Regions from separate parts of the Homo sapiens genome. Here region 1 is linked to region 2. A link is a contact called in ENCODE Hi-C or POLR2A ChIA-PET data. All regions are on one chromosome and are shown on one strand. Each heading gives the region's core, a stretch centred on a gene start or an enhancer-like site at or near the end of the contact. The rest is flanking DNA. Distances are from core to core; before and after follow the strand shown.

What was found. Hi-C counts contacts between places; a loop is a spot of excess contacts on that map. ChIA-PET counts read pairs that join two places held with the same protein, here RNA polymerase II (POLR2A). Pooled maps may share reads with other maps.
Region 1: a pooled map shows a loop between it and region 2 (2.6-fold over the local background). The contact joins two enhancer-like sites. A Hi-C loop is called at or near these places in 3 of 50 pooled maps. POLR2A ChIA-PET finds 5 or more read pairs at or near these places in 2 of 52 experiments (MCF 10A and activated CD4-positive, alpha-beta T cell).

The regions. Positions count from the first base shown.
Region 1 is chr15:101,468,360-101,471,408 of GRCh38, reverse strand. The region is part of intron 1 of PCSK6 (proprotein convertase subtilisin/kexin type 6); the gene reads left to right. LOC124903566 reads left to right here. Exons shown (of 2, transcript XM_047433427.1): 2 at 1-3,049. Among named protein-coding and RNA genes, the nearest start is that of PCSK6, 20 kb to the left of the region's middle. RefSeq lists an enhancer at 928-2,127. Within about 2 kb of position 1,693, at least 3 of the 41 ENCODE cell types and tissues checked have a DNase peak (open chromatin) inside an H3K27ac peak, as active enhancers do.
Region 2 is chr15:101,366,746-101,369,612 of GRCh38, reverse strand. The region is part of intron 12 of PCSK6 (proprotein convertase subtilisin/kexin type 6); the gene reads left to right. Among named protein-coding and RNA genes, the nearest start is that of PCSK6-AS1, 34 kb to the right of the region's middle. Within about 2 kb of position 1,430, at least 3 of the 41 ENCODE cell types and tissues checked have a DNase peak (open chromatin) inside an H3K27ac peak, as active enhancers do.

The DNA.
Region 1 (3,049 bases), core at 444-2,943, 100 kb before region 2:
CAACATTGGTGCATGTTTGAAAAATTTCATAGCAAGATGTTGGGAGAAAGGTATTTTTGTGGACGTGGGAGAGACCCCATGTTGTCTTTGAAGACATAATCATAAATTTATGTTTAGAGATGAGGATTAGAAGCCTTTCTAGGGATTTAGTAGGGCAAATGATGTCATCAAAGAAATCTCCTGGAATCTGGGTTCAGGGGCATTTGCTTTTGTAGAGGATGTTCTGGGGCTACACTGGCATCTGAAAGGATTACTGTGGCTCTCTGAGCCACTAACTTGCTAGGCTTTCCCCAGGCAGAGTTTCAGCCCCAGGGAGAAGCTTCCCAGTAAATGTAAATGAGCAGAGTCCGTGGTTTAAGGACCTTCCTGCGGAGGAGAGAGAAGGAGGAGAGATAAGCCGCAGACACCCCTGGCACGGCAAGGTAGGCTGGGTTGCTTGCCTGCTAATTATCTTCTCGGTCTTGCTCCGCAGTGTTTCTCTAGTTTCAGAATTTGAATTGCTGACTTTGTGTAGAATTTTCAGCCTCTCGAGTTGTTGAATTGAAGGGCAGCACCACAGCCATTCCCTACAGAGTCCTAACGGACAGGCGTCCTATGTCGGAATCCTGATCCTGTGTAACCCCGGGGATGTACCAGGGCAAATGCAGCAAAGACACAGCGGTCAGACTCCTTGTGGGAGAACCCCGGCCTAGGAGAAGCTGCTGGTAAATTTAGGGCACGTTGGAGAAGTGGGGGTGGGGAGAGAAGAGAAGAATGAAAGCATTATTCTAAGGAGCTACTTTTATTTATAGATTCTCCTAATTCTATTAAAATGAATGCCGGAGGGATGTAAAACTTGGAACACATAACACATAATAGAAATGAAAGGACATTAAACTAAAATAGGGAAAAATGGTAAAATGAGAAGAGAATCTTAGTACCAAGAGGAAGATGTGACATTTTTCTGAAATAAAATAATCTTACAGCACAGTGTATGGGGAAAGTGAATTAAATAAAGTAAGGACTTGGTTAGCAGAAAACTTGGAAGGAAACAAAATATTTCATAATGAAAAGGAGAAAGTGTTAAGCTGACTCAAGGGGAAAACACATACAGATATTACACTAATTACATTATAAAGACAGATAAATAAGATGTCATTGTTGTAAAAGGAAATAAAACTAATTAAATGTTTAATGTGCTTTAAGAGACATTGGTGAAATAAAATATATTAACTATGGTAAAATATGTGAACAGGCATAATTCGCCTGCCTTGTTCTGGCAGCCAGCACAGTACCTCACCTCCTGTGTACAAAACAAGGGACGTTTGATCCCTGAGTTGGAATGGTTCAGCTCTTTCTTCAAAAAAAATGGCAGTTAGAAGCACCTCCAACAACTGAATGTTTGCAATAATGCCAGTCCCGAAGTGAGCACTCAGCGCGTGTTGTTGCCAGTCATATTGATATCATCACGGCGATTATCATTAGCACTGGATGAGAGAGAAACAGCACGTCCTTCCAGCGTCAGGCCTTGGAGTCAGACTAGGAAAGCACTATTTTTAAAGTAGGAATTTAAAGCTAGTAAAAAGTGTCACGGAGAAGATTTCAGATCCACTGTTTCTTTTACCTTTTGTGTTGGCCGATTTGAAAAGCTTAGGATGGAAAAGGCAGAAGTTAAGCCAAACTAGGAGACAAACTGCTGAGCCATGATTCAGCAGCTGGGACATTTCCAGCCTGCACACCGTCCTCACCGGCTCCCAGCGAGGCACCCGGCTCTAGCCGCTCCATTCAGCAGCGTGTGGACACCCCTGCTCAGTCCTTCGCCTGCCTGGCATGTTCTTCGGGGCTCGTGCCCACCACCACTGACGCAAAAGAGGACCCTCTTGCCTGAAATTAATTAACTAAGGATTCTCTCTTAAAGATGAAAGAAAATAAAACTTGGGGTTAAGATGACAGACGGAGGGTCTCTCGGCACTTCACCCATGTCGGCATCTTGGAGCCAGCGTAGAAGCTTATGAAGGAATGGTTTCTCGCCTGCACACAGTCACGCAGGGCATGTAGCAGCTCTCTACACACGTGCATTTGCCTGTAAACTACAAATGCTCACTGTCTTCATTCCCAAGAGACTGAAGTGCCTGGAGAGGCTGGATTATTATCCTCTCCCCCAGCTTTTCTTGCTCTGGGCATCACTTGGGATGGATTGTACAGAAAACTGACCATCTTAATTAAATGAGCAGGAGTTGTAAGGCTCTTCTAGAATGGGAGGGCAAAGGTGGGAGTGTTTTTTCTCCCTGTAATAGTCAAATTTCCCCAGAATGCCTAAAAAAACACGTGTTTCTCATAGCGCTATTTTGATCTAGTAGTTCTTGCAAAAAGAGCTAGTGACAAAATGAGAACTTTGAGATCAGAAGAGCTGGGTACGAATCCCAGCACTTTCGACGACACCTTGATCAACAGCTGGGGACCTCTGACATCCTTGAATGTCAAATCATTCACCTGTAAAATATGATTGCAACAATCATTGCCAAAATAGAATTCTATATCCAGCTGTTGTGAGGATTGCAGCATAAACTTAAACCTCCGTGAGACGAGCTGTCATCACTAGTGCAGATGTGAGGTCTGTCTCCTTGCCTGACGGGCACACTCCATGCTGATCCTAGAGAGAGCTGTGCCTTCCTGTGTGGATACCTAACAGCAGTCCATACTGTGACCACTGGCCCAGCATCAAGGACGTGGATGGCCACTCCCAGTTATTAGTACCAACTGCTGTCTCCTTCATGGACATTTTGCCTGGGATGGTTCTTTATTGGATTTTGGAGGAGCCATACAATTCTGGGTGTTTGTGGAGTCCTGGAGTCATGGCCCACCTTCTGACACGAGAGCTGAAATTTGGAAGCATCAGATTTCTGTGATTTTATTTAACCAGTAATCTAAAAGCTCCTGCTGGAAATGGAGAGTTTGCATCCTGCTAAGGAATAATATGCTGGATGTCACCCAATTCCAGAGCATCATCAAACAGTAGCTAGGAATGTATTCAGATGCAAAAAGTAGATGATAGTGGCTTAAACAAAGT
Region 2 (2,867 bases), core at 181-2,680:
GTCTCTTTCTAGCTAAGAGGTAGAGAGAGTAAAGAAATTTCATGGACAAATCAGCATTTCCAGCTTCTCTCAAAAACCAGGACTGGCACTGTGCCCACATCATCTGCAGGAAGCCCCCCAGGACCAGGCCTGCTCTGTCTTCTGGGGTGTGGTCCCCTTGCCCACTCTGGGCCCACTTGACTCCTTTGGTGACCTGCCTGAGGCTGTGGCCCTTGTGTAGGCTATAGGGAGCTGCAGAGATTCAGAAACAGGGGCTAGCGAAGGCTCTCAGATGGAACCAGGCAGAAGTTGGGGGTTGCCCTTTGCTTAACCCTTCCCCTCCCCACCACTTTGTATGAGACAGGGTAATTGACTCAGCAGCAATGCAAGGTAGACAGGGCCATTGTCCAGAGGATTGGGGCCTGTGCTGTGCCCCCCACAGCACTGCCCAGCAGCCTGGTCTCTCTGCAGCAGGCAAGCTGGAGCGGTGGCAGCAGGTGGCGGGCCCGGCACCAGCTTTGTCCTCGGTGCACTGGAATCAACCCTGAGGCAGACCCTGGCACCAAGCTCAGCCCATCCCACATTCTCCTTTCATAGCACGAGTGTCACAGGGGCACCTCTCCCTCCTGCCGGGAGGCCCGGCCGTGCTGTGCCTCTGCCTGTGGGAGGTCTCACACGGGCACGAGCAGTTCGGTGTCAGCGGACGAGCTGCAGCTTTTGATGCTATGTTGCTCCCCGTGGTGTTTTTTATTTTATTTTTTTAACCTTAAAGATTTTAAAAGTCCTCATTTCTGGCATTTCTTGGAAAGTTGGAAGCTGTCTGACACCAGCCCCGTGTTCCTGCGTGCACTGGGCCGGAGCTGAGCAGGTGGGCGAGTGTGTGTCCATGTGCTCCATGTTTTCCGTGCTGGCAGCCCTGAGGCCAGCAACGGGCTCTCCGTTCACTCCAGCCGCACACCTAGTGGCACCCAGGTTTGTGACCCCTGACTCAGAGCCAGAGCTGGGTGCAGGCCCAGGTGATGGCCCAGGTTGACGGAGAGCCTGTGGTGAGGCTGAGAGGCTGGGGCAGCAGGTAGCAGGCAGGCGGGTGGCAGTGACCCTGGAGAGTTGGCCCACACCCTGCTCTTCCACTCCTGGCTGGGCTCCCAGGAGCCAGTCCCTTTGCCTCTCTTTATTCCTCATCTCTGAAAATGCCACTTCACTTATCTGTAAACATTAGGACTGTTATAAGACTTGAGTGTGATAATATATGTATCCCTGGCACAGGGGCCTGGTTGCCCTACGTGTCCTGCTTACGTCCGGCTACCTGACCCACAAGAACCTTCCGCTGCCCCAGCCTCCCCTCTCCCGCTCCCCTGGGGCCCTGTTTCCCTTCCCTGGAAACTTTCCTCCTCCTGCTGCTGCCCAGTGTTGTGCCCTTGGGATAATAGAGGGCAGGTCCTGCCAGGCCTATTGGGAGCCACCCCTTGGCTGGGTAGTGCTGTCCTTGCGCCATCAGGCATTTTAAAAACTACCCTAGCCCAGGAAGGGTGGCTCACACCTGTAGTCCCAGCACTTTGAGGGGCCAAGGTGGGTGGATCACCTGAGGTCAGGAGTTCGAGACCAACCTGGCCAACTCTTGTCTCTACTAAAAATACAAAAATTAGCTGGGCGTGGTGGCACGCACCTGTGATCCCAGCTACTTGGGAGGCTGAGGCAAGAGAATCACTTGAACCCAGGAGGCGGAGGTTGCAGTGAGCTGAGGTCACGCCTCTGCACTCCAGCCTGGGTGACAGAAAGAGAGTCTGTCTCAAAAACAAAAAACAAACAAACAAAAACTACCCTGAGGCTACTCCAGCTGTCATCTGAGTCTTGGGACTTTGGTTTTTTTCCAAGGCAGATTTTGTGATTGTATCAAGAATTTGTGTTTTAGGATCAATGACCTCCTATCCTACTGCACATCTTACTTAATTTAGCAGCTTTATCAGTTTGCCAGGTTCTTCACTAAGAAGCCATTGATGTGCCTCAGCACCTCAGCCCTTAAAAGACAGTTTGTCCTTGTTCTGTCCCCAGTGTGTTGGGTTCAGCTTGGCATCGAGTGTGAAAATCAGCCTTGACCTTTGCCATTTCTTAGAAGAAAGCACAGGATGCTTCCCCCTCACTCTTCTCCATTGCAAAGAATGTTCCCTAGATAAACATTTTCCTACATTGAGTGTTCAGAGAACCCCCAGATTGGAAATTGAATCTTACATCATTCAAAACTTATGTATTTCAATTTCTGATGAACAATAAAGATGCCTATGTTAAAAAAAATGTTTATTCCAAAATCGAGATAGAAAATTAGACTGTGAAGAAAGAATAAGAGGAAAAAACCTGGAATTGATTCCAGTACAGAAAGAGTCACTTCTGAGGATGGCACTGGGTGCAGGAAGAGATTGGATGTTGATTAGTTGCTTCCTGTTTCTGCCTGAACCAAGTGTGAGGCAGAAGGCCCAGGGGCTCAAGGGTACAGTTGGGAAAGACCTTCGAGTTGGGAAGGGTAAAGGGAGGCTCATCAGGACTTGCAAGGAGGGTACTGCTGGGGGTGGGGGAGCTGTCTCCTCCCCCCGCTCTCCACGGGCCCCTCCCATTCCCACTGAAAAGCAACCAACCCTGCCATTGTCATCTCCCTCAAATGCCCCTGTTGAGACTGGATCAGCCCTGCAGGTGAAGGGACAGAACTTTCCCCACAAGCTTGAGTAGCTGCTCCTCTTTCCTTATTTGTGTCTCCCAGAGAACAGTGCACACAGCTGGCTTGAAATCAAACATGGAAGTTTCATTCTTGCACAAACAAGCACTTTCAAAAGGCGTCCTTAGTGAGCACTCTCTGGGCTTCGGTGAAGGTACCCCAGGGGGACCCCCGCCCCTGT